Linked DNA regions of Mus musculus: all the other regions are linked to region 1. Evidence: chromatin loops called from intact Hi-C (ENCODE). Cell type or tissue: left cerebral cortex. All regions are shown on one strand. Each heading gives the region's core, and the rest is flanking DNA. Links, peaks and the distances in the headings are about the cores only.

Evidence for each region. Peaks named below come from ENCODE experiments on the same cell type or tissue, not always from the same donor. Only the 100,000 strongest peaks of a DNase experiment are listed, where the experiment ranks them.
Region 2: a loop joins it to region 1, with 1.9 times the contacts of the local background. A loop is called at or near these places in 10 of 42 quality-filtered maps.
Region 3: it touches region 1 in a loop (9-fold over the local background); 9 of 42 quality-filtered maps call a loop at or near these places.
Region 4: a loop joins it to region 1, with 2.9 times the contacts of the local background. A loop is called at or near these places in 9 of 42 quality-filtered maps.
Region 5: it touches region 1 in a loop (8-fold over the local background); 11 of 42 quality-filtered maps call a loop at or near these places.

Annotation. Positions count from the first base shown.
Region 1 is chr4:53,437,967-53,444,030 of GRCm38, reverse strand. It overlaps Slc44a1 (solute carrier family 44, member 1), which reads right to left and starts at 3,615. Exons shown (of 16, transcript NM_001374697.1): 1 at 3,315-3,615. The coding sequence starts at 3,347. In left cerebral cortex, for the core only: a CTCF peak has its summit at 2,706; DNase peaks (open chromatin) are centred at 2,141, 2,636, 3,167, 3,735 and 3 more places; H3K4me3 peaks cover 3,575 bases; H3K27ac peaks cover 3,390 bases.
Region 2 is chr4:53,541,892-53,547,955 of GRCm38, reverse strand. It overlaps Slc44a1 (solute carrier family 44, member 1), which reads right to left. Exons shown (of 16, transcript NM_001374697.1): 9 at 5,405-5,591; 10 at 4,249-4,414; 11 at 3,259-3,415; 12 at 2,188-2,271. Among named protein-coding and RNA genes, the nearest start is that of Fsd1l, 87 kb to the left of the region's middle. In left cerebral cortex, for the core only: a CTCF peak has its summit at 2,861 (motif pointing left); a DNase peak (open chromatin) is centred at 4,346.
Region 3 is chr4:53,509,358-53,515,421 of GRCm38, reverse strand. The region is part of intron 3 of Slc44a1 (solute carrier family 44, member 1); the gene reads right to left. Among named protein-coding and RNA genes, the nearest start is that of Slc44a1, 72 kb to the right of the region's middle. In left cerebral cortex, for the core only: no CTCF peak of the experiment used is centred there; DNase peaks (open chromatin) are centred at 1,505, 2,702 and 3,113; H3K27ac peaks cover 3,744 bases.
Region 4 is chr4:53,591,025-53,597,088 of GRCm38, reverse strand. It overlaps a transcript of Slc44a1 not described here. Among named protein-coding and RNA genes, the nearest start is that of Fsd1l, 37 kb to the left of the region's middle. In left cerebral cortex, for the core only: a CTCF peak has its summit at 2,651 (motif pointing right); DNase peaks (open chromatin) are centred at 2,673 and 5,285; H3K27ac peaks cover 733 bases.
Region 5 is chr4:53,534,847-53,540,910 of GRCm38, reverse strand. Slc44a1 (solute carrier family 44, member 1) reads right to left here. Exons shown (of 16, transcript NM_001374697.1): 6 at 4,419-4,588; 7 at 2,432-2,521. Among named protein-coding and RNA genes, the nearest start is that of Fsd1l, 94 kb to the left of the region's middle. In left cerebral cortex, for the core only: a CTCF peak has its summit at 4,964; DNase peaks (open chromatin) are centred at 1,120, 2,146, 2,684, 4,850 and 1 more place; H3K4me3 peaks cover 518 bases; H3K27ac peaks cover 3,135 bases.

The DNA.
Region 1 (6,064 bases), core at 245-5,244:
ATTATGGACAGATGGGGAGAAATTTTAACACTCTTAGGTAGGATTAATGTTGTAAAAAGAAACTCCAGATCATCTTACTTTGATACCCCCTTCAAGCAGACTTTTAGGCATCATATACTGGGTTTGTTTTGAGCCATTTCCAACAATGTGTAACTACTGACTATTATTTAAGCCAGAGAAAAATCGCCCTAAGAGTTCTGTAAGTGCCCATGGAACCAGACACTTTTCCTAAATGTATGTGTCTAATACCATACAGATTATTTTGCAAATAATTTGCTTCCTTGGCAGTAAAATACCTGCACAGAATATGATGTTTTAATTTTAATTCTCAAAGTGGAATAATTATTTTGGTGGGGAATTACGATACCTAGTCATGGCCAAGGGAAAAAATAGTATCTGGACTACAAAGGATCAAAGTCCAGAAGACCATAAACTCTTTTATGAGCATCTGCAACGCAGTAAAAGACTAGGAGGGAAAACTACACTTCAACACCCAGCTCTAGAACAAAAATAAAGTGTACTTTACATACACTGATAAAGTCTAGCTTCAAAGTTCCTGGTGATACCTCTGAGTATATCGTATTTTGATTGACTCTACAGGGTATCATCAGAGCTTGCACGCAAGTCTTTTAAGATGCTATAGCACTGCACTGACTAAAATAAATACCCACACTGAGCAAGGTGTCAGGAGCAAAGGAGGCAAGCTGCTCCGTTTTACAAACCAGTGGTGCTACTGACAGAACAGGAATAAATGTGGTCTCCCACAGTAAATTTTAACTTTACAAAGTTGAGGTTTGAGTTCAGAAAAGGATAGTCTGGTGAACTTAGACTATCAAACCGTGGAAAGTGCGAGACACAGATCAGGGCTGGGGGGGGGGGCTTCACAATCAGTGACTTGCTAGCCAAATGTTTAAATTTACGTATGCACTCCATTCAATAACCGCAGCTGAGCAGCTCTGCAGCATACAGTGAGGCATTGCATAAATGGAAAGCTGAGGGAGGGGGGAAAAAGGCAAATTCTACACTCAAGAACCTCACAGCTCAGTAGAAAGCAGAATCAAACATATTCTGCCTGAAAAGACACTCCTGACCCTGAAGATTAGCTCAGTAATGTGCAGCGTTGCATCTAGAGAACATTTAAAGTTGCATCCCTATTTTATTTCAACACAACACACATAAATACAAGAGCATTCTAGATGCCTGATGCTTCTGAGATGAGTGTTGAAGACATCAGGGGATCGAGAACACTTCAGAAATGAAAATGATGGGAAAAAAAAATCTAAAATAAGAAAAAAAAAAATGATGGCAAGCCCTGTACCTAAAAACCTGCCTGGACGCTCCACTGAATACTTCAAGTCCCCAACACTGAACTAAAGCATGTTGACAAACTGCTGATTGGTTACAGAAATCCACAGGGGGAGAAAAGCACACCCCCAGGTGCATGACAGGAGTCTTGTCTGTGTCACATGGCGTGCAGAAAGCAGTGGCTGGGAGAAGGGGAAAGGGAGAGAGGAAGCGGTCTGCATGGAGGGAGACAAGCCCGTGACCCACTGCCCATTTAAAGTGGCCTCCTGAGGCAGAACCCATCCCTCCCACACTATCCTTCACACATTGAACAAGCCATCCATAAACTATCAATACCTTGCTGTCTTAAAGGCATTTCACCACCAAATGAGCATGCACAGTAACCCGATTCTGAAAAGAAAGGGAATGTGAAAGACACTTTTTGATGAAAACTCTATGTAAACAACTATTAGATGAGCAATGCCCAACTGATAGATGCACCCCCTGCCTAAATCCCCAACTAAATCCCCAAAGGTATGTGTTTTTCTACACCTCTATATGCTAATAGAAAGCCGTGATCCAGCCTTCCTTAACACCAGGCACATGGTTTTCCTTTGCTATCCTAACTGAATAAGGTTTCACTAACTAAACCAGCCAGCCTAAGAACTGGACAAACAGGATCAATGCTCAATAAAGCCATAAATGTCCTCCACTCATCTCCAATCCTAGTTGTTTCTGTGACAGATCTCAGATTTTTCAGAGCAAGTATGCAGGTTATTTAAACCTGAGTTATATATAGTCACTTAGCACCAAGCACTTCTGTGTCACAGATGCTACATCTCTAGAGGAATTTTTTTCCCCAAAAAACTAGCATTTTTTTTTCTTCGCCAAGAACCAACCAGCCTTTATTTCTAGAAGCAAGCGCATACTTCTCCCCATCACCACCACCAAACAAACAAATCACAGACTACTGTTAAATTCTACGCTAATGAAACTGTGGAGAAACATCCCAGGCGTTGTCAGAGCCTATTTTTCATACACCACCACCAGACAGTTTGATGCAGTATTCCTGATTGCTTTTTATCGTATTTGTAAATACACTCACTAATCCACTAAATTAGATAATTTACAAACAGGTCCTCTCAGTTATTAGTGGCCAGCAGTCAAGTTCTATTACATCTGATCCTTACACAGTTGTCCAAACATTTCCACCCAGGTTAAAGGCTCTGATCGGAAAGAGAAGGCGGCTAGCGAAATTTGGATGGGGGCAGGGTGGCAGCTGAGAGAAATCTCTGCATCTCAGCCCTCAGCGACAACATCCAGCCAGTGCCCACAGAAAAACTAAATTCGGCACCTCTTCCTCCTGTTACACTGGCAACAAAGAGGGAGTTTCCGTAACGCTCCCGTCACCCACCAGGTGCCCAATCTCCTTCCCAGCCCAGTCCCCCCGCTCCCGCAGGGGCCTCGGTGCGCCGAGAGGCCGCGGTGCTCAGGGTCAAGGCACAGAGGGGGGATGGGATGGGGAACGAGCGGGTGGGATCTGTGAAATGGGCCCTGGAAGGGCACCGGGACCCAGTGAAGCACCTGATCCCGGCCAAGGGGGCCCGCAGACCAGGGGAAATGGGCAGCTTATTAAATGGATCCGAAACTAGAATAAGGTGGAAGAGAGGTGAAGAGCCCAAGCTGGGGTACACCTTCTGGGGACACGGAAAACAGTCTGTGGGTGGCGGGGGGGCTCGGCGGAGGTGGAGAGCAGGCTGGCGGGCCCCAAGGAGAGGGAAGCGTATGCCTCCCCGGGGCAGAGCGGGCGCCCGGGGCGCCTCTACCTGCAGACGGGCGGGACGGGCTGCTCAGGTGCGAAAGCGGGGGAGGGAGCGCAGCGGGCATTGGGGGACCAGGCACGAAGCGCCGAGGTCGGCGGGGACCGGAGGGGCGCAGGGCACGGCAGGGGAGCGAAGGGCACGGCTCGGCAGGCGCTCACAGCGCGGGGTGGCATCCGGGCGGGCGGCCGGGAGGCGGGAGCCCCTCACCTGCGCGGCGGAGGCGGAGCTGCAGCAGCCCATGGCGGGGCCGGAGGAGCCCGGAGGCGGCGCCGGGCGCGCAGCTACGCCCCGGAGCCCCTCGGCATGCGAGCCGGCGGGCGCCCGGGGAGGGCGCGGCCTGGCCCCGCACGACTCGGCAGCGACGGCGGCGACGGCGACAGCGGCAAGAACTCAGGAGGCTGCGCGGTCCGGGGCAGGCGCCGGCCACATCCCCCGGCGGCGGCAGCGGCGGCGGCGGCGGCTGCGCGGCTCCGGCTCCGCTCCTGCTGCTGCAGCTGCTCCCCAGCGGAAAGGGGCGGGCGGCGGCGGCAGCCCCTCCCCCTGGCCCCCGCCTCCCACCACCCGCTCCCAGTCCCGCTCCCGCTCCCTCTCCCGGGCTGCAGCCGCCTCCTCCTCGGCGCCGCGCGCGTCTCCCATCAGACTCCCCGCCCCCAGTGCAGCGCCGCGCGGCGCGGACGGCGGGGACGACGGCAGCCCAGAACGAGGCCGGGCCCTTGGGCGCGCGCAGGAGTCTGCGCGGCGCCGGGCCCATTTCGCGGTGGCACCGAGGCCGAGCTCTGCCTCGGGGCGGCGAGAGGGCGTCTGAGGCCGAGGCGCCCGTGGACCCGGCGGGCTCGCAGAGGGAAGGCGGCCGACTTGCTTCTGTACGCGCGAGGCACGGGGAGGTCACCGGGGGTCGCTCCTTCTCCCGGGTGGGAGCGCCTCTGAGGTCACTGACCCGGAGCTTTTTTTAGGGCTCTGGCGGCTGTTTATGTTACCCAGAAGAGAGAGTATTTGCAAAACCTCCCATGGAGAAGGAATGGGTGATGGAAGTGGAAAAATATCATCTGTTGCTCCTGGCCCCATTTTGCTGATGTGGACACTAAGCCTTGAAGGAGGCCGACGACAGTGAGAGCACCCAACTGGAAATTGTAGTAAAAGAGCCAGAAATGGGAGGGGAAGGTAGTACTCCAGGCCCTCAAGTCAAAGCCATGTTGGTTCTTCACTAAACTTTCTTACACATGGTAGCGCGGGCACACACATAAACACACGCACCAATTCATCTTTAAAATATTTACCGAGGCACTCACTATATTACAGTCTAGAAATTTATGGCACTAAGATTAAACAGGCGATAAAAGGCAAAGTTGCTACTCTCTTATTAAAAAAAACGAAACCTGTATTAATATGCGTTGGGGGTAGCAACAAGTTAGACATGCACAACCTTTAAGAAATTTCCAATGTTAGGGAAGTCATTACAGATACAGTGAAGCGAGAGCAGTTTAAAAATGGCGAGAGTAAACAAGGTCATGATTAACTATCACCGAAACGCGCATGTATCTAACACTCATATAAACATTCCGGTCTTGTTTCATATTGTCAAGGTGTTGCAAAGACTGGGATCAAAAGGTTTGCAAAGATACCAGAGTGAGACCCCAGAAATGCTGACTTGTCCATAAAAGGCAGATTTCAAGGTGACTCAAACTCAAAGGGGAAGTTGACTAGAGGAGCAAGGAAAGGAGAAATCTAAACAAGAGGGTGGGGAATGGGTGTGGGTGGGAGGGGTATGGAATGGAGACAAACTCACACACAGAAAATTCCCTAGTTGGTGTTTTGCATTACCATTTCCTGGATGGCTTGTTCCTCCAAACCTCATGATCCTCTGTGAAGTCCTGATAGCAGGGATGGCTGCAAAGTGTAAGATTAAATAATGTGGGTAGGCAGTGGACAGGTCAGTGAATAAGCACTCAACAACAACTTCTTCAGATCCTTGACTTTTCTGCAGTTTGACCTGAGGCTCTTTCCTAGGCACAGGATGAGTGACTTCCAAGGCTTCTTTCCCTACGGGTAACCACTGGGTCATTAGCTGGAAATGAAGAAATAAAGCATTAATTGCTGTGGGTCCCAATTCTGTTCATAAACTCCACAGTAAGATTGTAAACTCCCTGAGAACAAGGGGAAGTATTCTCTTCTTTATATCTCCCTGGGCTCTCTGGGGTGTTTGTTGAATTATTCAATACAGCCAGGAATAAAAATCCCTCCCATGAGATTTTTCCCTCAAAGCCAGAAAAGGACATCTTGTTTTTAACTGAGGGAGGATGCTGAAATTACAGTCTTAAACAAGAAGCCATCTGTCTTCCTTCTTTATAATCAAGGAAAGAGGAGTTGTCTCTCTTAGCAAGTCAAGATGGGAGCTTTTCTCTCCGATTATAAAAATCTCTCTGGCTAGCACAGTTGTTCCATGTAGTAGCTAGTGCTTATTTTATCACTGGAACTGTAGAAGTGGCTGGATCTGTAGCTGGCCTTGTCAGTGCTTCACCAAAGCGTGGGGTGTTTGGTTGTTTGTTTGGCTGTTTGTTTTGAAGATCTCTTCCGTGCCTTGGATGGTGGATGGATAGATAGCCCAGTCCGAGCACAGTCACATCGCACGTACTTGCTCCTCACTGGAGGGTTCCCTTTCAGGAGTAGAACCAGGCCTTCTGAGGTTCTGCACGGTGTTTCATAAACACACTAATTATGTATGCATATGAACGTGATGCTGTAAAATTACACCCTTTCATTAGCTGGAGAGAAACTGAGAATCTCTAAGTCGATATTCTGTCCCTTTGAACAACAAGTCTCTTTCCCACAGCCATGGTGCCCAGAGAAGCCTCCTGGACACAGTGATTTAGGAGGAAGCCAGAGTGAGGCTCACGCCTGAGCAGTGCTGAGTTCAGTCTCCCAAACCTGGGGGGGGGGGGGCGGGGGGCGGGGGGGGA
Region 2 (6,064 bases), core at 943-5,942, 100 kb before region 1:
CACTGTTGATCTCACTTGTCATTGACTACTTGGCATGACGTGTAGGGTTCCCCCTCCTCTTCACTACAGCTACACGGCTTCAATGGAGTTGACTCTCACTTGGTTGGCCCTTTAGAACCTACATAATACTGGCATAACTAATAATTCAGTCTAAAGGCACCTGAAGACCACCTGTGCCTGTGAATCAGACACTCTGCTACCTTCTGAGAAGACAAAGCAAATAAGATTTCTGCCTTTAAGCTGTCAGTCTACAGCTTAAGATAAAGAAGTGACAGACAGTTTCAACTCCTTAATGTTCTTCCTGAGGCAAGCCCTGAAGCTCAGCAGAGGGCTGGGCCATTGCAAGAAGGGTTACCAAGGATGGGTTTCTGGCACAGGGCGGGGAACGGAGCCCAGAGATGCAATCTAAGCCTGACATCCTGAGGATGTGCTACTTACGCAAGGAGACCATTTAAGGACAATGACTTTTAGTCGGTCTATCAAATGTTCCCAGTTAAAATTTTAAAGAAACTTTCCGGTTGTTCTGGGTATTATTAATATTTCTAAATGAGCTTCCAAACACTTGTTCATTCACAGATAATAATATGACCTGTAAAAGCATGTTGAATATATTCTTATTAAATATAATGAAGCATTATATCCACTTGCTCATATTAGCCACAGAGCTCGCTCAATAAAGCAAATGCAGGCATGCCCGATACCAGTGACACAGAACATCCACCTTATGGATAATATACAGTGAAGGCGGAGCACAGGGCTATGGGTAAGTGGAGGGAAAGTCGATCACTTAGAGGTGAATGGTAAGAAAGTCAATTTCGCTTTGGCTTGTTGAATGAGGGCATCAATACATTAAAATTGATTGTTAGGGAATGAGAAAGTAAACAAAAACTAGATGACAAGAATGGCTGGCAAGATGCACAGGGACAAATACGGTAGCTATGCAGGACACACACAAACACATACACACACACATACACATACATAGACACACATGCACACACATACACACACACACACACTAAACAAGATGGTCAAGGGACAAACAAGCTAGTTATGGAGGACACATACACACATACACAACACATACACACACATACCACACACACTAAAAAAGATGCTCAGGGGCAAACATGCTAGCTATGGAGCGCACTCGCGCGCGCGCACACACACACACACACACACACACACACACACACACGCACGCACAACAAAAAAAGTAAATGAGGACAAGATAGCTCTACAGCCAAGTTCTGCTTGTTTAGATATAGAAACACAGAGGGAGGCCTAACCTGTGTCCCTAAGTGTCAACTCCTTCAGTCAGCCTTCAAAGTGCTGCTTCCTAGGGCTGGGACAACGGCTCAGTCGGTAAAGTGCTTGCCGTGCATGAGGACTGAGTCTTAAAGTCATGTAAAATCTGAGCACTGGGGCATGCACCTGTAATCCCAGAACTGAGGAGACAGGAGACTCCCCAAAGTGTGACGGCCAGCAAGGCTAACCACATCAGCAGGCTCCAGGTTCAGAGAGCCCCTGACTCAAAAAACAGGTGGTCAATGATAGAGGAAGGTATCAGACCTTGGGGCTCTGAACATGTGGATGCAAACAGAGATATGCACACATAGACCTCGGGGCTCCACACATGTGGATGCACACAGAGACATGCACACATAGACCTCAGGGCTCCACACATGTGGATGCACACAGAAACAGAAAAGAAACAACACTTCCTCTGATAATATTCCTCAGGCCAATATTGGAGAGATCTCACGGTTTGATTAAAACAAAACAACAAGAAACAAGCTATCTCTACCAAGAGCAGCAACTGTGCAGAAGAGTCAAGGTCTAAAAAGGACCCAGAGCAGATTTCCACTAAAATAAAGCTTTCAAACAGTACTTACATAATGCAAGAACAAAAAAAAGATGTGAATTAAGAAAAAAGGGACTTTTGAAGAAAGATGAACCCAATGATGTGTTTATCCATGTATCAAAACTGAGATTAACATAATAACGTCAGTGAGCAAATACACTAGTTTAAAAACAGGAACAAAATTTGAGTATACTCAGTCAAAAAACAATGTATAATGCCAGAAGAAAAACACAGATTTTTTTCAATTAAGTTCAATTAATTTATCTTGGAAGAAGGAATGGCACCTGTCTATTTGAAAGTGGGTCACTCGTAGTGTGTGTTACCTGGTTTAAGTAGCTCAGGCACTTTTCAAGACACCAAAGGCAGCAAATGCAGGATTTCAGCATGCATCGTGCACAAGCGTTTTCCTGAGAGAGGAAAAGGCAAAAATAATTAACAAACACAGAAGCAAAAATCTAATCATCATGAAAACAACTTCAAATTCGAGAAACATAAAAATTTTAAAATCACAATGTAAGTTAAGGCCTCCATACCTACGTCTTCCCCAATTATTTTCAAATCACTTCAAAGCAACATTTATATACTAACGACTACATATATGATAGAGGAAGACACAGGACCAGCAAGACAAAATAAATGTCAAACACCCAAAGGTTGGAGTCAGAGTATGGTTGGTGACACCGTGTTGTGAGGGTGGGGAACAGGAAGAGAACATTCTTGGACCAGGTTCCAGGGAAAGGTAGATTGTGAGCACAGCCATGCTGAAAATCACAAATTATTTCCAAAGTCAGTAGGGGATTCATATATGTTAGACAGCAACCCTTTATGAGAGATACGGGTTAGGTGGATTTCTTGACTCTTCAGGCTCATTTTTGTTGCCTGTTCTTTCTGTTTAACAAAGAAAAAATCCTTTCCCAGATCAATGTCAAAGGCCACTTCCCCTGCTTCTGCTCAGAGGTTAGAGACTTACTGTTAGACTCACTGCCCTCTGCTGTCTCCTACTGGGGACACTTGGCTAACAGAGCTGACCTGGATATGAGGGTATGAATATTCTTAGCACAGAGATATGATAAGTGCTGTGAAGCTAGGAGGCTTGGTTATTCCACACTTATGCATGTATCAGAACATGCCACACCCACATCATATATAGTTATTATGGGTTCTTAAGAAAAAGGGTAGAGAAGTGCTTCTGTTTCAATAAACTTGGTGACTCGTGGTTAGACAGATGATTGTTCAGGGCATGTGGAATGTGTACATGGGAGACATGGAGGAAGAACTGGATCCCACTTTGTTCAGACTCTGAAGAAAACATCTAGAAGTTTATCCTACTATGTGCAGAATTGAGGTCTGGTGTATGCGCCCCAAGAGAGCCTGGCTAAACACACTGCTCTCACCTTCCCTTTGAGCTGACTGTGGATATACATGAGGACCATCCTGGGGATTTTGACGAGGGTGATAATGAAGGATCCTTTTGCCACAGTACCGAGGTGGTAACGAATAAGGCGATTCACTGATGCCAGAATAGGTGTGAAAGGCAAATTCCGTTTATCCCTGTTTTAAAAATGATCAAGAAGATAATTAAAACAAAATCTAGAACAGGAAGGAAATACAGATATATATGGTCTGAAATCTACTGTAGTGTAAAAAAAAATCACAGCAATATTATCTAGCTTTAGGACAAACTGACAAAGTAACCAAAACTGTGGTAAAAATGTTACAAAATCAGCTTCACTTCTCTACAACACCAACAGAGCAGTTCTTATGCTCTGTGACTTTAGATCAAACTGGTTTTGAAAGTTCTTATTAGTGACTATTTAAGGAATAAACTGTATCATCAGAAAATGGAATTTTAAGAAACAGTCTATAGCTGGCCAGGTGCGATGGTAGCTCAGACAGAGGCAAGCGAGCCTCTGTGAGTTTGAGGCTAGCCTAGTGTAGGACAGCCAGCTGTCTCCAAAACAAAACCAACAAAATCTCTACAGCCAGCAGCTCAGAACAGACTACTGAATAGATTATTCCTTTAGGTCTCAGTCCTGAAGGTAGCAAAAGGGGTCTCACGACAGTTCTTCTGAGAGAAACAAATGAAGCTTGCCTTTTAATGGTCTCTTAACCTGATACTCAACCAAGTTTACTTCTTTATAGGTCCTTAGGTCCCACCATGGTCTGCTAAGCTGGTTTGGAGGCAATTACAGCCAAGTGTGAGAGGAGGAATATCCACTCCACAAAGTTACCAACCATACATTTGTCACATCCTTTCCAACTCCCTTTTTTAAAAAACAAAACAAAACAGAAAAGAGACGGTTGTTGCCTTAGCCCCACTATCTTTGCCTGTAGCCATGGCTAACTCAATGAACTAGGGTTTTCTTGTAGGTAAAAAGTCTCACCTAGTAAAGTAGTATGTTACCACAGCTCCTGCCACAGTCATCTGCTGACAGGCGAGAATGAACTCACTGATCCAAATCAGGCCAACCACGTGGTACCACCACATGTACTGCAAAGGCCCGGAGATTTTGTACTCCACGAAGCCTTGCTCATTCTGAACAGCACTGCCTGGGAAGATGTCAAGGAAGCAAAGAAGCATCACACATCACATATAGCAGAAACTAAGACCCGTGGCTACGGACTGTGAACAAGCAGTAGGGTTTCCTGCGACACACAACACTCAATATGCTGGCTCTTAGTGCGGTTTCACTATGGGACGCAATTGTTATAACTTTAAACAGTTGCAAAACTAAACATCACACAATTACACATTTGGTTTCTTCTAAGGCATCGTCAAAGGTGTTTAAACTAATCTATTTAGATATAGTTCTAATTCCATTATCAGTTATTTGGGCCTGAATGTTGTTTGTTTCTCCCTCCTTCCTTCACCCCTCTCCTCCCCTCCCCTTCCTTCCTTCCTTCCTTCCTTCCCAGGGTTTTATTTACCCAGTAATTATAGATGTAAACTATTCTCTAAGCATAGAAATAACTGTCCTATTCCTTTACTGAGTATGAGCTGACTGGACAGAGATGCTTCACACAAGGTCACCGTCATTACCCTCACCTCTCACAGTTAACACCCATATCTTAATATTTGGTCCTGTGCTCCACTATCAGGAACTCAATAGTAGTCCAGGATGACTCTGGACTGTGAAGCAAGGCACAATGGCTATGAATTTATTAATTCATTTCAAAATGGATCCAAATATCCGAGTAAATAGAGAATCCACTTCAAATCCATGACCCTCTCAAAATTAAGATGTTTTAGGGCTTAGCTGGTCTAGATCCAAATTGCTAAGATCTGCTAAAAGTCATGAAGTGAGCATGAGTTATTGATGCCCCCTCTTGTTAAGATTTGATGGCTACTAGATCTCTGTCAACAAATTTATGAAGAATTCTATCTCTCTGGGGGGGGGGTGTATTGTACTAGGGACCAACAGGCTCTCACCCATGGATGCAAGCATTCTATACTGAGCTACACCCCTAACCTCTTTGATGACTTAAAATGTACGGGTACAAATTAGATTCATGAACGGGGGAAGAAACTGCATTTCTTACCAGTAGTGCCAAGGAAGAGAAGTGTCATTATCCAGTATGCCCAAAATAAGACGAGAGCAAAAAACGTCCAGAAGGGCTGGAAGACTAACAGAGGCAAGTGTATGAAGACCTTGCCAGCCACGTGGAACAAGGCGATGGTGAGAGCCACACGCTTGCGCATAACCAGCATGATCAGGAAGAGAATGACCTGAGGAGGGGAAGAGAGGAGAGCATCGAGTCTGTAAGTGGTGAAAACCCAAACCGCACAATGGTGCACAACTCTAATGGAACTTCCTCAGTCTATGAAGACCTTCCCTCTGCCCACTAATTACCAGTCAAACTGTCAGTCAGGACAAGACTCTTTCAATTGCACAGCATGCCTATCAGTCTGAGCAATGTTGGGAGAGCTATATGCTACCACCTCAAAGCAAGGGAAGTGCTCCTTTGTATTTCATCTCCTTTGTTGACTGAAGCTCCTAAGGTCGGACCTGTGGCAGAATAACCATTGGCTACTCACAATCTCCACCCCGTTCCTCTAGAAGCTAGCATAGAGAACTCTAGTTAAAGAAGCACGGCTAACAAATATCTTTGGAGCCAATAGTTTTAGTGCCATTATTGTTAGTATTAGTCTCATGGATGCTCAAAAAAACAAACTTGAGATGATTCCCTCCTTTAACTACA
Region 3 (6,064 bases), core at 348-5,347, 71 kb before region 1:
TACTTCTTTTGCCTAACTTAAGAAAAACATCTTCCGCTCTCTTGATTCTCTTGCTTTCTCTCTACCCCTCCATTCTCCCCTCTCTCCATGTGGCCATGGCCACCCTCTGCCTCTTTACTCTTCTCTCTCTTTGCTTTTCTACAATAAAGTTCTAAAACCATGAAAAAAAAATAAAAGAAAAAGAAAAACATCTTCCCTCCTTATCCTCAATGTCTGTATTTTAAACACTATACCATTTACTCTTTAGTCTACTGTAAGGTCACCAACGGTACACATGTAACAGACAGTATGTGCATGACAGTTCCTATTGGTTTCTCACAGAAAACACCTAACCTTTACAAAGCCTGCATTTGATAGTTAGCCACTCTACTCAACTTGGTCTGGAATAGTCACAAATAAGACTACAATACTAAGATTTACTTTTCATTTGGGAGGAAAAGCTGCATAGATACCATTGGGTCAAGAGGCTTGGTAAGACAAGCAGCCCTCAGAGCAGGTCAGGCAAAACAGAAATGGGTTAAGAAGGTGAGTAGAATCCTACAATATATATTTAGCACTATCAAACTAATACTGCTGATTATAGCATAAGAGCATGTTTCCGAAAAACTATAACCCATACAACCAAAATACAACTTAATACAAAATACAAAAAGCACTTTTAGAAATATATGCTAATGGCATATGCTTAGCATGCACACATACCCTAGTTCCAACCTAAAAACATATTAAATCCAATTCACACAAAAACACACTATGAAGAGCTCCTTATAGGCCCTAGGTTCTAAGAAGGCTTGCTCTCCCTTTGACAGTGAAAGAAGCTATCAACTCTATTTACAAATTAGGCTAGCATCAGCAGGTGAGTAGTTTCCCTTTTGCAGTTTCATTTCACATGGATTCAGCTACCTGTGGCTGGGGAAACAGCCACAAAGTCAGGGACCAGCAAATGGAAATTTTCATAAATAGACAAATACATTTTGAGTCATTTTTATTATACTTATTGGTATGACTACTCAATTTCATGGTTAGTTGTTGTCAGTTTCTTACTGTATCTGATTTATTAGTTAAACTTTCTTCTAGGTATGTACTCATAAGAGAAAAAAATGGCTCCCGGCAATAGCACAATGAAATACAAATAAAAAAAATTAGTACAATCCACAGCCCCAAAGAACTGCACTGCCTCTTGGAATGCTTTCCATGAAGATAAGGGGAACTCATTTGCAGTTAACCGACAGCTTACAGAGGGTATTTTTCAGACATGGGATAAGAAGCAACAAAGTACTATCTATCTGTCTCACAGCCCATCCTAATTCCACTGTCACCAGCCTGTGTCAGGAATGAGGACGAGGCACAAGAATGTTGTAGAAGCTCAAATCTATTAATAACTTAGAAACAGCTTTGTTTAAGTTTCACATCCGTTATAGACCCTAGAATACCATGCGTGAGAATGGGGGGGAAGAAAAACAATGACAAGAATACTTTTCAGAAACTGAACAGCCTGGACACCTGCAGGCTCTGGCACACACAGTATGCACGGGGCATGCTCGGGTGGGTGGTGCAGAAAAGACACTGGCAAAGGGAACTGCCAAACACCCAGGTGAGCTTTGAACTTAAGAAAGTGTGATGGGGGCTGGAGAGATGGCTCAGCTGTTAAGGGCCAGGCTCAAAACAGACAAGGGCAATGGCGACAGGAGACAAACCACAAAGTGCTCAGACTGGCCTGCAGAGGAAGCTGTACAGAGACCGGTGGGGGAGGGGTTTAAGCACAGGCTCAGTTCAGGTGGGTTCTGGGGTTATTTGAAGAAGAAATGAAGCAAAATCTATTCTAACTTGGAAATCTGGAAATACCAAATTCTTTCCAGGAGGAAAGAAAGGTTAGAATACCCACAAAAAGCAGCGTGTCTGCACAGTACACAGGACATAGGCACCAAACATGAGAATGGGCAACAGGGAAGGCGCAAGCCATAAATCACAGGCGGTCAGGAAAAGGAAAAGAGCCACAGGAAAGGAGTAACTTGAAAAGCTGTGCTCAGAGTGAGATGATGAAACCCAGTTAGATGCTGCTACATGTTTAACGGTGGCTTGAACCTCTATTTGGCTTTTACTGTCCCCACCAAGAAGAGAAGAAGGTAGAGAAAATGAGATTTACCAAGGAGTTACTGTATCTCACAAAGCCTCAGAGGCTGTGTCCTCAGCATACTACAATTCAATAGCCCACGGAGGGATCCAGATGGTGGGTAACAATTGGAGATCGCATAGACGTAAAGTCTGACCCACAAATGTTATTCTCTCTGATCCTAACTGGAAAGACAGGGCACAGCCACCAGTGTCAGGTTGATGGCTGGCTGGTCCATCAGGTCTGTAGCAGAAGGAACTCTGACTACTTACAATGCAGTGGTTTACCTTTGTAGGGAACAGCACTCAAAGGATTAGCATTAGACAGGACTTAATTCACAAAAAAGCATCCCGTAATTCCACAAACATTGTTACATATTACTCCCAGGAAAGGCCCTTTCAGTGCAAAAATCTACAAAACACAAATTTTGAATGCAAATAACTCTCAGACTACAGAAAAAGAGGCAGGAGTACAACGAGTCATTTCAACCCCACGTGACGAGGTTGAGATGGCTGTAGAAGCTGTACAGATCTGCAAGGAGGAAAGAGGGTGAGAGAGAGCATGAGGGAGGGGGAGGAGGAGTCTAAGCTGCATTTTGAAATTGAGTAGGAATTTTCCAGACAGATGGGGAAGGGAGCACTCGGGCAGAGGAAACCGCATGCCTAAAAGCGCAGAAGCATGAAAGAGCATATTTAAGGAACTGCAAATGATCGGATAGGGCTGACTCTAGGGTGGAACATCAAAGAGATATGTGCCGAGGAGAAGTGTTTGGGGGGTGGGGGGGAGAGGTGGCTGTCCTGAGAATTCAGGGGATCTCACACTTTGCTCCATAAGGCAATGTGTAGCTACAAGGACACCTCACAGTAAGGCCCTGGTGTAAGCAGCTGATCAAACTGAAGGCCAGGGGGAAAAGCTGGGCACAGCAGTGCGGATCCAGAGATGAGCCCTTGCCATTAAATTGCCTCCTGCTGCCATGGCAACTCTGCAGTAAGGCTTTTTTGGAGCAAGAGGTGGCAAACAGATACCAGGTCTGCTGGCCGCCTCCTGCCGGATTTGGCTTCTCTCCTCTCTAATCAAGCACTGCGGCACTAAGGCTGAGAAGCTGGCAGCAAAGCCCCTCGGATGCTTCCGCTTTAGCGAGTCCTGACACATGTCTTCCCCAGAGGGGAATAAAAATGGAGTCTGATCATTTGTCCAATTATTACCTGGAATCAGTTTATAATGTACAGCCCCTTTCTATGGAGCACGTTGCCCTTAGTGAGTCACCAAAATAAAATACCCAGCAGCGATGCAGACCCTTCTGCTACTGCTAAATAACAGCAATGCAGGCCTTCTGCTGATTCTAAATGCAGGCTGCAGAGGATCTGTTCTCTACCCTCGGAAGAGTTCTGCCCAAAGAGACCTCTTCCTTCCATGGAGGAGGAGGAAAGACAAGGAAAGGCAAGTCCAGGCATCACACGGGGCCAGGATCCAAGTGTCCCAAGGAGGGCCATCTTATTTAACCCACAGAACTATGGGAAGTGCATACCCAAACCAAGCTAACTACAAACTAACCTAGCTAACTACAACAACACACCATTAATAAAACATGCTTGCCCCCCAACACTCTGGAACAACAGAATTAAGAGAGGCTGGCTGGGCACAGTGACTAAGAGTAGATTGTGATCTAGGGGGTTGTACGATGGTTGCAACAGTCTCCCTCTGCCCATAAGCACATGTACTTCTACAGCTTCAATATCTGTCCCTCAAGAGTCCATGTGCAAGGGTGGGGATGTAGCTCAGTGCTATAGCACTTGCTTAGCATGTATTCAAAGGTTCAATACCCGCTCAAGCAAAAAACACTAGAAAACAAAGACAAAAACAAAACAAAACAAAATAAAAACCAAAAACACACCTTGAGATTTGTCACTGTGGCAGCATTAGGAAGAGGGAGCTCTAAGCGGTGACCGTGCACTGCTGTCATGAACAGACTAGGGACAGCATCAGGAGACACAGGGGCTGAGACTGGAAAGTGCTAATCTGAGGTCAACCTAAACTAGGCTGTGAAACCCTGCCCCTCAACACACACACACAGAGACAGAGACAGAGAGAGGGGGAGAGAGAGAGAGAGGGAGAGAGAGAGAGAGAGAGAGAGAGAGAGAGAGAGAGAGAGAGAGAGAGAGAGAGAGAGAGAGAGAGAGAAAACCAGCCTTATTTGCTCCTCAGCACTTACATATGTGTTACTATCAATCTCCACCAGTAGCAATCAACTCTAGGAGAGCAGGGCTGGTTGACTATTGAATCTATTTCTATACCCTCAGTACCTAAATAATGCCTGCAATGAAAAAGGAATCCATTATCATTTATGGAATCACTAAAAAGATGACACTTGTGTAAATTTTGCCAGGTAAAAATGAGGTGGAAAGGAAGTAGGGGAGAAGATATTTAAGGTGAAAATATTGTTATTCAACATAAAAATTTTAAACATGCTCTCTGCCAGATACAGAATTAAGTAAACAATATAATTATAAATATGGCCATACTTGCTAGGCAGGCATGTGGCTCATGCTTCTAATCCCAGTACTTGGGAGGCTGGGCCAGATAGTCTTAAGTTAAGTTCAAGGGCAGCCTAGGCTATCTACAGAATTCAAAGCCAGCCAGGGCTTCCTAGCCAAGATCCTAGCTCAGAAACCAAACCAATAACCAAAGACAGTAAATACACAGTCTCCCTTCCCTGCCTTCATGGCACAGAGACACCGGAGCTGCAAGCAATGTAAAATGCCTCACCTGGGCAAAGAGGCCAGCACAAGAAGGATCAAATGGGTCTCTTAAAAGTGGCAGGGGAGGGACCTAGAGAGTACATAACTAAAGCAACTAAAACATGAGCAAGAGTCACTCAGCTCTGGGAGGGGAGTCAAAGACGAGCAGGTACGGCCACAAAGATGAGAACACGGAAAGGTTACACAGTTGATGTGGACTGTAGCGAAGGATGAAGAGGCTAAGCAGGGCGCTCTGCTTAAGGACGTAGGCCTTAAAGGTATCAGAGGCAGGACAGCTGGAGTTCCTCCTAAAGCTGGAAAGTTGTTGGGAGCTCACGGTGGAAAACGAACAGCAGGTGACTAACCGGCGGGAAGGAGGCTGAAGGATTTGTACCAAGAGATGATGGCTGGGATTAGGCTGAGACTGGATTTCACTCATCCACAGGAACAAGAAAGACAGCGTGATGACCTGACGAGGAGGAGAAGAACATTCCAGTCTGACCAGGGTGGCTGGGCCATAACCCTGTTCCACTCAAAACAAAACAAAACAAAACCAAAAACCTTGAGCACTGTGGTCAATGTTAATAATCCTAGCACTGATGAAGGTAGAGATTGGAGAATGCAAGCCCAGAAACAGTTGGGAGTTATGAAGCAAGACTTCTCAGAAAATGCAGACAAAAGGGACACTGTCCTCAGGAAGACAGGAAGAGCACAGAAGATAAACAACACTATGCCTACCTTTAGAAAGCCCCAGTTTGGTACCCTTGATATATTAGTTACCAACAAAGACAGGCAAATGGAGAAGCCAGAGACAAGATCAATTCTATGGAGCTACAGTGTCTGTTTCCTACTTATACATGTACCAAAAAGAGAAAACATGCTGGAGATCCCAGGAGCAGTTCCCAGCACCCTTAACTCTAATCCCAAGGGCTCTAATGACCTCTTCTGACCTCCACCAGCTATAAGTAGGCATGCCTGCACACATGAAATAAAATAAATTTAAGCAAGAAGGAGAAGATGAATATTAGAATAAATCCACTGACTGTCTCTTGGGCAAAACTGAGGTAAGAAAATAAATACTTTATAAAAACATTTCATGAGAGCTATCAAAAGTAATTGTTCTATTTAACAAAGGTAACTAGAATACTACCAAAGCCAAATTCACGGTCAATACCACGGTCAGAAGGAGGAAAAATTCAACTTTTCAAACAAT
Region 4 (6,064 bases), core at 506-5,505, 150 kb before region 1:
GGAGTCCCAGTGAAAGGAGTGTGTCTTCTTAACTGCCTCATACTCTGCCACCCTATGTCTCTGGGACAAAGGAAACGCTGTGGTTTTGTATTTCATGCCCAGTCGGAGGCCAGTCTTTTGCAAATAACACAAGTTACGAATGTTCTTGACTTGTATTCAATCAACGGTTTCAACTTCCTTTCTCTTCCCGGAGTCTAATATAAAGTAAAGTAGGCCATTTGATCCCTTTCCTCTCTTACACAACCCTGGCTTCCTGCAGAACACCCTGACTCTGGGGCTATGGATGGGGAGCGCTCTACAGACCATGTATTTGTTCTAAATGATGGTAGGCAAAAGAGCCCTCCGGTCAGTGTCTGAATGGCTGAAGGAGGGACCCCTAGGCAGCTACTGCTAGGGGACAGCAATAAGTACAGGGGTAAGGGTCCAGGCAGTGGGCCCAGGTCTCCAGCAACATACTGCCATCCAAGAGGACTTCCAAGAAGGCAGGAATTACTAAACTAATTGTTATTAATAATTAACTCATCTCTGCGTGTAGTACACTTAGACTTCCAAGCAAACAAGAAGCCTTCTGGAACATACAGGGTGTTCAAATGTTCTAAATAGCAGCTTGGGACAGTGGACTTATCCGAAGGCTCTCTTTCCTGATGCCTGTATTTCCTGAGGAAGGTATAATCCTCCTTCTGACCCCATAAAGCTTATTAAACTTTGAACATACCTTAAAATCCTTCAAGGACAGATAAATTGGGGCTTTCTTTATTCCAGGCCTGTTGTTAGCCACACCGCTCTCTGTCTAGCCGCTCCCTCGGACAGGAGTTTCTATTATTATTGTTGTTCAGAATCGGCACTCTCTCCAGGCCGGCATGCTTCCCGCCTCGCGCCTTTATACTAACACTGGAGTTCCGTGCCTGCCTTTTCTTTTGTGTCTTGTAGTCTTTTGTTTCCTGGCTCTATTTTCATCGCCAGGTTCACTGCCAAAATGCGTTCAGTCACACTCTGCCAATATGTTGGCATTTGCAAGAAATTTGGGGGTCGATAACTTGAACAGAAGAGGTGCTATGATGGGGTGTTACTCAAAATGTGATCTCTTTAAGTCAAAGATTAACTTTGAACTAGCTCTGTCACTAATGTAGTGTAGTCTGTACATTAGCTCATGTAGGCTTAGCTAATGAGCAGGAAGCCACCCTGTTAGGCAATATCTGCCAATAAAAAGGTCACGCTTGGGAAGGAGAAGCAGAGAGACCCTCTCCCGATTTGGGGCTGGGCCAGTCAGACATAAGCTGCTTATCTGTGTAGACGGAACAGCCTGGCCCATAGGGCAGGAAACCCTAGCTTTGGGGAATTACACTAGAGCCATGGCCCAGGTTGGGTAAATACTGACAGTCTGGAGTCCTCTTGGGTGTGTAGTGGGGCTGGTTAATGACTGTCAGACTCCATTCCAGAAAGACCTTCAAACGTTTACAGAGAGACTGGGACAGAGCATCTGCCCTAGAGGAGCGTTATTACTTAATCCATCTGTTCTAAAAGTACGCCTATCAGGACAGCGGTGGGGGGGGGGCAGGGGGAGCAGCATGAACTATGTGATAGTAACACTGTTGCAGGCCCCAGTGTGCGCTGACTGGCCTTCTGAAGACTCATTGTATCAAGGGAGGGGAGAAGAAGGGAGACCTGATAGCCAAGCTCAGCTAGCTTCTCACACTTGGCATTTCATCACCCTTCCGCACTGAATCCTCAGAGCATCACTGGATCCCTGGTGCCCGATAAAGAGGGGAGTGACTTGCCCAAGTGACAGGGTTGGCCGGATCCAAGTTCAAGTTTGTTAGATTCCTATGATGCTGCTGCCCAGCCATGACAAGGGAAAGATACATAAGATATTGCTGAAGACCATGCAGGATGGGAAGGAGGAGAGAAAATGGAACAGCTTGTTCATCCTCCTGAAAGGAGGTCTTGATTGTATACATGGAGCAAGTCACCCTGTTGTGCAAACATGCCTCTCACCAATTAGTATTTAAACATACAAACAACAAACAATACATCTAATTACCCCAAAGCAAGAGACTTGCTAAATGGACTGGTAATTTTCATGTTGAATCTATGTGAAATTCTCAACAACCAAGTATCAAATACAATCTTACCCAGTTCAGCTGGATTCAGCTGCTGTCATGAAGGATGACCTGTTGCCACCACCACACACATTTCCACCCCTAAAAATTCAAAGGACTCCTTTTTGTTTTTCCTTATCTCATTTGGAATCTTTAATAAGAAATAAAGATTGACTTGATATTTCCCTAAAACAAAGTCTGGGAATGAATCCTTTGGTTAAAAAGTTGAGTGCATTTTTTTTAGTGGAAAACCAAAGGTTGGTAATATTCCCAAGGAGCACAGAAAGAATAGGAATAGCTAATGTAAAAAACAAAACAACAAACAAACAAACAACAACAACCCCCACCCCCTACAAAACCAGGGAAGGTAATTGAATGAACTAGCCGAGCCTAAGGCAATAGAAGGATACCACCCAAGTATGAACGAATTGAGGCCATTCCCAAGCTAGTAAATAGTGAAAGCAGATCTGAATTCTAGCTTTCTCAGATACACGGGGACAGTTGAGTTGCAATTTGGTTGGCTGAATTTGTCCATTTATCCCTCTCTACCAGCAGGTGTCACCAGACAAAAGCACATTTGCAAAAGGATGGCCTGAAAACCCAGCTCTGGCTGCAATTCCAGCCTCATTCTAAGGTCACATTGAGTGTGGAGGCTTCAGCTGAACAGCCAGCATGGATGCCCAGAGTTCTCAAAGTTTACTGTGCGTGCACACCTCTGGTGTGCCTGCAGCAGAGGCCGTTAAAATGTAGATTCTTGTGCCTCTAGTTGCAGAGGTTCTGACTCAGCAGGTCTAGAGGGGGCCTCAGCAATTTCCATTATATGCATCACCTTTATGCTCCCTGCATTCCCTGTTATGGTGTGGGCTTATAAGTACTGATTTGCTCCTTGTATATACTGAACATTGTTGTCTTGTAGTCTCAACTCATGAGTCAGTTGGGCTACCAGGGGACTTGTTTGTTCTTTTATCCATTCACCAAGCATCTGTTGAGCCCTTACCAGTTGCCAGTTCCTATGGGGCACTTCTACAAAGTCATGAAGCTCATCCTGTGAATTTAGACTTCATCAAGGGATCATTCATTAGATCCAATAAAGACTCAGCTTTTCTCAAATCTACCCATCAAAGAGCCTGGTCTCCACCAAGGAAAGAAAAAGACCCCTTTTCCACAAAGAATATTCATGTATTTACAGAAATTGCTGCCAAAAATGGTCTTAATGGCTAGTTTACTGGACATAAAAGTAACAGTGTAGTTGGGAATGGATCTTATTACTATGGCTTTAAACACAGATTAAAAGAAATATACCCATTAGTATCTGAAAATCAAAATGTTGCTGTGTTTTACTGCCACATTAACATGATAAATCCAAGTTAAATAACAACTCTGATAGTCTAAAATGAGCTGGGGTGAGCTGGGGAGATGCTTGTTGCATAAGTATGGGGTTCTGAGTTGAACCCCCAGAACCACAGGGGGCGATGGCTTAGACTATGGAGGTGGGAACATAACCAAATTATCCCTTTTGTCCTCAACTCGCTTTTGGTCATGGTGTTTCATCATAGCAATGGTAAACCTAAATAAGACACAACCGGAAGTGGGAGAGACCGAGTCAGAGAGAAGGGTGTGGTTGTCGGTGCACTGGGAGGCAGATCTGCCTATGATCACTAGGAATCTCTGGCCTGTCTGATCCTAGGTTCAGTTGATCAGTTCCAGGCCAGTGAGAGTCTGTCTCAAAACACAGATGGAAAGCATTCTGAGGTATCACATCTGAAGTTGACTTCTGGCACATCCACATCCACAGACTGGGGGGAGGGGGGAGGGAGAGGGGAAGGGAGAGGGAGAGGGAGAGGGAGAGGGAGGTAAGTTACATTGCTACAAATGAAATACAAACAAAAATTCCATGGGAAATTTAAAGTTTCCATTCTGTGGCTATCCAGGGAGGATGACAGAGAGCACAGAGTAAGAGACTTTAATGAAAGGCATGCATCTGAATGCCACCCATGGGCAGAAACCACTGCTCAGTGAACGAACTCAGCATGCCCTGAGTCCACCTTCATTTTTTTCTTCTTCTTATTATTTTATTTCTTTATAATCCAGCCATTGTCCCCTTCTGGTCTCCCCTCCCACAGTTCCTCTTCCTATTCTTCCTACCCCCTGTCTCCAAGAAGGTGCTCTCTACATTTTAACATTTTCCTGACCATTAGAAAATGTCTTACACTAGAATGGAGTTTGTGGTCCCTGAAGCGACCTTACACTATGCGTTCAATACTGTAATGTCCCAGCTGCAGCCAGTGTCACCAGCTTCTGCAGCTCTCTCCAGAGCCTGGGCCTTCACTTCCTCCCCAGAATTAAGTCAGTCTCGGGCCTGCTTCAGTTCTGAGTTTTCCTCACATCCTGTTTGATAAATGGGAAATGCCTGAGTATCCGACAGGAAAGCCTTCTGCCCCTCGAGACCGAGCACAGCGCCTAAGTTAGGACATGGTGTCAACTGTGCAAAACAAAACAAAAGAGAAAAGGGATCAGTTCTCCTGGAGCCAGCCCAAAGTCAGCAAGGCCAGATCTGGGGAACTCTTCGAAGATGCTCCATCTTCCAGTACTGTCGTTGTCAGTGTCTGGGTGTCACGTAGGCTTGGGAGATTACAGCCATTACAGTTGTCCCTCTGGTAGCCAAAAACCAAAAAACAACAACAACTGCAACAAAACAAAACAAAAACAAACAAACAAAAAACCAGGAAATCAAGACAGGAAGCAGCTATGTCAGGTGGGCAGAACTGGGAATATCGTAATACCGCAGCTTGCATCTCACTAGTCAGAGGGCCACTGCAAGCCTCTGGGAACTATGATAAGGTGTTGCACTTGGCCCATCGACGTGGCATCTGGGTTCTATCCATGAGGAAGGCCGGTATCATCCACACTGGGTAAGACAATTAGCAGTCACTACAGCAGCCGGATAGAAACGCATGACTAACATGTTAATTGGCAGATGGAACAGAAATATGTCTTTGTAATCACTAGGCTCTTTCAGGGGTCTGGGATGAGATTATAGAAACGGCTTATTTTCCTACATCATCCCATGAGATATGAATAACTAGCCTGTCTCTTTTTCAAGCAGATATCTTTTCCAGGCGTTCTCTGAAAGTGTTCCATTTGTTTATGTTCAGGTACAGGCTGACCTACAAAAAGTAATGCAGACTCATCTCCCTCCTCCTGCTGTCTGCCGTGCTGATAATAGAGCCGAAGAATCGCCCAAGCTCGAACACCCACCATCAGCTCACACAGAGTGCGCCTTGAATTCAGATGCGTAATGGGAAGGCATAGGGAGTGCTGGGGACGCACAACCGAGAGTCCCTACTCTGTGATAGGAACTCCGCCATTTTCTTAATAAGACTGATGCCATTCAGAAGGTCCCCAGGGCACACCCGCCTCATTTGTCCATTGTGACCTGGCTTTATGGGCCCATGGAAGCAAATGCATTATCACCATTAAACTCCAGGCTTGTCAGATTTAGTCCACTGCACCTGTGCTCTGTTATTGAATGAACTATATAATCAGCATTCATACTGCTAAGTCACCTTAATATTAAGTTATATTTGGGAGATGGGTGAGCGCTGGGTTCATCCACAATGGAAACTCCCCAAATAATAGTTGGTTTCCATAGACAGAGGTCAGCAGACCGCAGTTGACATTGTAAGCCAGCACCCAGGTGCCTCACTTTCACACTGCTTCATCTTGTATGCAGTCTAGTTTCAAGGTTATGTCACTACCCAGGAAGGCTGTAGGCCTTCTAGCCACCATATTTGAATCCCAACCGTCTGGAAAGCAGAAGTCAATGGCTCTTGAAAGGCATTTCCTAGCAGTCACTTGTCACTGATACAGTTCCACTAGAACTGAGTCACAGGGTCACAATTTACGTACAGATCAGGCTTGTATGGGGTGACTGTAGTGGTTTTTGTTTTGTTTTGTTTAAGAAG
Region 5 (6,064 bases), core at 57-5,056, 97 kb before region 1:
GGACAGGACAGTAAACAGATGCCCACCCTCTCTGCTCACTGAGTTTACACAGCAATGAGGAAATGTAAACTAGCAGAAGTAACTCACAGGAGAATGTGAAATCTAAGTGGAAAATCTAGGCAGGACAATACTAGGCTGAGGAAGGTGCTGCAGTTTTTTAACACTGATAAGCAAGGCCTCACTGAGATGATGTGTCTGGGCAAGACAGCAACGTCTGAGAAAGATCAACTTCTGAAACTACGTAAGGAGAAAGCATCCTAGAGAGAAGTCTAGGAGGCTGAGGCAAGACCCTGCATACTAGGAGAGCTCCTTCTCTAATCCTAAAGATCACTGACCCATCCTAAAGCAGGCCAGCAAGAAAGATGCTGGGAGGTATGGGTCGAAGGATACCTGCATGCCAGACTATCCTGCAAAGCAGTGATTGGCTACAGTAAGGAGACTACTATAAGAAATATCTGGCAGATAAAAGTTGGTCTAAGATCTACACTTATCAAGCCGACCTCCACCTGTAAGTTCCCTATCCTATTTGTTGGTGAATAGTAAACTGTGGAGTTTTCTTCTAATGAAAACTTGTGGAAAACAAATCAACTAAAAGTATATAAAGATTCTTCTTCCCCTTTGAAGTCCCAAGGTACCAGAAAGCTGCTTGGAAAACTGTTTAACATATCGGAAAATGAACAGAATTACACTCTCTACAAATAGGAGCAGGCAGTCCAGAGAGGGGCTGAAGCTGTCGGAGAGCGGAGTGAAAACACCTACGTTAAGGCTGCTCACAGTAGACGCTTACAGCACACTTACTGTAGCCGCTGTGCATGAAGCTCCTGAATCCGGGCTAACACCGAGGGTGACCCAGTTTATCCATTACGGCTAGTAAACACTCTTATTGATTTCACAAATTAGAAAACTGAAATTGGGCAAGTTAAGTAACGAAATACCTTGTACAGTAAATGGTAAATTGAGGTTTATTATTAAAGCGACATATCTGAACATGAGTCAGACTCAAAGGCTGCCACAGATGAGAAGAGGAAAAGCCAGATGCGAGCAGGAAGAGCAGAGATCGGAACTGAGTATCAGATCTCAGGCCCTCTGTTTTTGCCAGACATGGACTGACAGTGGGAAAATTAACACCAAGAGGGAAGAGAGTCAGCCTGGCCAACTCATCCCGATGGAAAGGAGAACAGCAAGACTCTTCAGAAGACTATGACGTATCGTGGACTAAGCCATGCCTTTAACAAGAAAAACCGCCACTGGGACAGGACCAATGACCAACCACAGAAACAAAAGCAGCTCTTCTGAGGTGGGAAAGAGCCACTCCCAAAAGACGACAGGCAAGGAGAGGAAGCAGACTCATTTTTTAAAGCCTTTATCTTAAAGGGCTGCTGGAAAACACATAAAAACCTCTAAGGGGTGAATCAGGGAAGGAAACAAAATGCAGTCTGGTCAGCCTGAGGTTCTGGGGATGCACAGGCAGGAAGGGGCGTATGTGCCCGACTGCAATGTGGTCAGTCTGAGGATTCGGGATGCACAGGCAGGAAGGGGCGTATGTGCCCGACCGAACACGCTTCTACCCAGGGAATCCAGAACGTGCGTGTAAAAGTAAAGACAATATGTGATCATCTAGACCTTGGGAAAATACGGGATCTATTAAGTCCCTCATGAATAAATCATCTGAATTCGGTCAATACAAAGGTGAACCAAATGACGCACTCAGAAAGGCTCATGGACACAGGATCCAGAAGATCGGTCCAAGAAACCTAACCTTAAATGTAAACGTAAGCCGGAGGCCTCTCAAGACAAGGCTAGATAAATCCTTAAGGCACAGTATGTAAAAACAATATTTTAATGTAATAATAACTTGAATTTAAAAGCTATGATTATTTGACAAGGCTTGGAAGCATGAGTGAACAGAAGGGAGCCTGTAACGCAGGAAGGTCAGAAAATGCTAATTCTGCAAAGGCTGGGGAACGGCACGTATCATCTCTGCCTCTAACAATCACAGGATGAAGCAGTATCTTACAAATAAACACAGGCTACCAACTATAGTAGAACTATCTCAGATACAGTGAAGACTGTCAGAAAATATTCTATGCAGAAGCGCTAGAGAAGGGAAAGCGGGTGTGAACAGCAGAAGGATAAGCATGAGTCGGACTACAGACATACGTGGAGAGACAGGCAACGGAGCTCAAAATGTTAACTAAATGCTGCGTGCCCATATGCATGTGCACAGAAAAGGGTACGTGCTTCAAGTGCTAACCAGAGGGAAATGAGGGAACGAGACTATAATTATAACACCCCCAAGGCAAAAATAAACACGCATTATGAAGAAGAACTAGCACGGGAAGATAAAAATTTCATTTTCTTCTTTTTATTTCAGTTTCTACCATGAAATTAATTAGGGACCATGAAAGCAAAGGAGGAGGAAACTGCTTACCAAGTGAACCCAGTATGACCAGAACTGTTAGAATCCACACTAGCACTCTTGATATATACCTGATAATCACCATCAGGATCATGGACAGAACTGCAGAGAAAACACAGAACACAAATATCATTTGAAAACCACGAGAAAATACAAAGAGAGAGACTTACGAGTGTTGCTTTCTCCTACAGGAATAATTCGATGCTATTGACTTAGTTCATGACCACGATTTTGAAAAGGGACGGGCTGCTTTTGAAATTATGATTCACACACTTAAATAGCATCTCTGAAAACCAAAGGTCCTAACTGTGTGGGTTATAAACTACAGAAAAGAATACATGCTAATGCAAATGCTGACTGCACAACAACCAGGGCTGCTGTGCAGTCATCATCAGGGAGACATCAGACATGCACACAGACATCAGCACAAGAGGTGTAGAGCATGACATGTCATGTTGGTGACCAAAACAAAAACAAAAACACAAAAAACCGGAGCATGTGGCTGCAGATCCATACTGCCCTGAGTAGCCTGTACTGTCTCGGGTCAAAGTTCTCTAATTCAGCAAAGGAGATGGTATTTTAACACTGTCTAATATTTTACATTTAACTCTACAACTCAGAGAGGGTATGAGCCTACTATAAAATATAAAATTCTTAAACTACTAAAGCCAAATCCCTACTGATCTCATTTCTTAACCAACTGCAAAGCTGTTCCTCAGAAACGAGCAACGATTAGGCTGAGTTACTCAGCCAACTCCCTTATCTACCCCAAACTAAATGCCAGTGTGCCAAAACTGCAGTTAAAATGCTTGAAAAGGAGGCACTTAACCACTGTGTGAGAAATAGAATACTGAATAATACTTTATAAACATTTAATGATCTGAAAGCCCATTCCACAAAGAAAGGAACAAAGATATTTTGGATTTATATTCTTTTTCTTATGCCTCAAGAGAGAAATATTCTAATAAAAGTAGAATTCCAATGAATTCACATTATTATTCTTAAAGTTTATATATGTTTTTTTTTTGGTTATACAATCAACTATTTCAGAAAACCAAGTTGTCACATTTCTTTGGGTCATTTGCAAAGCTAAATAAATGTTTAGGTCTGTGTATAGGGATTTTAAAGTACTAGTTTAGCAGTAAATGCACAGGAATGAGAACAGATGTGAGCCTTCACATATCACAGAACTATAATTTCATGTGGACAGCATTTCTTTAATTGAGTCAAGTAGCACTATGCAAAAAGAAAACACTGTCTAATGATAAGAAAGGTGGAGATACAGCTTATATCTTCTCAGTGAATACAACTGCTATTAAACATACATAAATACTAATTTTACTTATGCAATGGAATAGTTGTTTGGCTCCTACTAGCTTCTAATTCTCAAGAAAGAAGTCTTATAAACTCTGATATGCACTTCTATAGTTTTAGAATAATGTAGGTTTTTTATTTTTAAAATAAAATTAATTTTTAGAATCTAATTATTGACTAAATAATTCTGTGGCTAACAAGTGGAGATTACCTAGCTTTTCCAAAAAGGCAATAATACTATAATACTATAGCATAAACGTAAAATTACATACGTCAAGAGTAACCTATGCCCTTAGAATATATAAGATCTTTATATATTCCCTCTCTATAAAATAGCCTCTTTTATGTGTAAATATACCTTTGGAATGATATCTAAAACCAAGAGGATTACTAAATCATTAGAAGGGGCCTCCTGCTATTATTAAAGATAATCAACCATGACTTAGTAACCAGTGGGGAAACAAGTCTTTAATCAAAGAAAAAAAAAAGAAGCAACAAGAAAGAGTTTCAGATATATGCCATACATACTTTTATGTATATAGTTATATGTAATCTGAAACAGTTATTTTGGCCATGGGTAGTCAAACATTTTACACGTTATCTCCAATTGTACGCATATTTTGGCTAAAACCAGAACAGCCTTCTGCAGTACTATGCAACAGCTAATAATGAGAAAAACAATTACCTAGTGATAACAAGCAAAGTCCCAATATAATTTCTTTGCTGGTCATTACTCCACTAATCAGCCTGTGTAAGACACTATTGTCACTGACAAAGGTGATCAGGGCCTCTGCAAACTTGGCATAGCAGGAAATGTTCACAGGAGCACAGCGATGGAAGAATGGAATAGGTGCACTGGTGACACAAGAAAAAAAAAATCAGAAAAAAAATTACTCCTACGTAATATAAATGCCACATCAAACACACAAATGAGAGGTGAGAATGGCTGCGATACACTCCACCCCGCGCATTCATTATGGGAGCTAAGTGCTGTGCGCTATGAAGATGACTGCTGTGCGTACAGATGCCAATCTTACCAGTTTATCAGAGAGGGTGGAGTGCGCATTCCAACAGAAGACATTACCCTCCCCTTCCGAAGAGAAATACACACATACACATACGCATGGAGAACTACCAGAAGCAAACGCAAGCACACGAGATCCTGCACCCTGCACATCTACCGCAGGCAGATGGCGAAGCTTACAAGCATGTACTTCATTCGGTGGGAAGGGAACGCTTGCCAAACACAACTTAAAGTAAGCATACACACATGCTTTTACTTGAGACGGGCCACCATTAATAGAATGTTTCCTCTTTCAAATCATCACAGGAAACCTCATATTAATAAAGGTGTTTAGGGCACAAGCTTATATAACCTCATTAAAACAAAAGCATGCCAAGACATTAACAGACAACAACTTAAAACAGCCATTATTACTAATCTACAGAAATGTTTATAACACAGAAATACATGGGGAAATTACATATAAGGTAGTGGTGACATTTCTGTTTAAAAGATTACACATAAATATGGGAACAACAGAATACTCTAGTAAAGACTGAAAAATACACATCTTGTTAGGGTCATGCAATGCTGGAGTGTTTTCTTCCCTTTCCCAGTGCTTGGCAATGAACCCAGGGAAGATCTCAGGCAGGCTAGATAACTGCTCTACTCCTCAACTACACTCCAGCAAATGTCCTTACTTTTTATATGGCATATAAATGATACATATGGTATACATATATCATATATATGACATGTGTCTAGAAAAAAAAAAAAAGAAAACTGATCTAGTCATTTAACCCAAGCTTCCATGTACTACAGCTGTGACTTTTGAGAGAACATAGGTGTGTATGAGGCATGACTTGAATCTGGCTTGTAATAACATGGATCTACTTCAGCTACTGAGAGTATAACACATATATACATATCTAACCAATGATAACACTGTGCACCAGAGAACACTAGGCTTTTTGGAGAGCTCATACATATAAACACATATGTATAAATATACATGTATAAACTAAGTTAAAATTTGGCCATCCTACCACAAACCTAACATGATTAGAGCTGTTTGTGTGACAAGTGGCAGGTCTAATATACTAGGCTGGCCTGGAGACCTGTTTTTGTGTCCTTAATCTTTAATATTAATCTAACTAGTAACTAACTGATACTGTAAAGTTATATGGTTGGACATCAAACTTCAAGGCTTTTAATCTCAGGGAAACAATAACTGACCTGAAGCAAAATACAGTCTTTGTTTCCTTCCTCAAAAAAAAAAAAAAACCAATATTTTTGAACTCAGAATAGTGAACTATGTATCTGTTTCC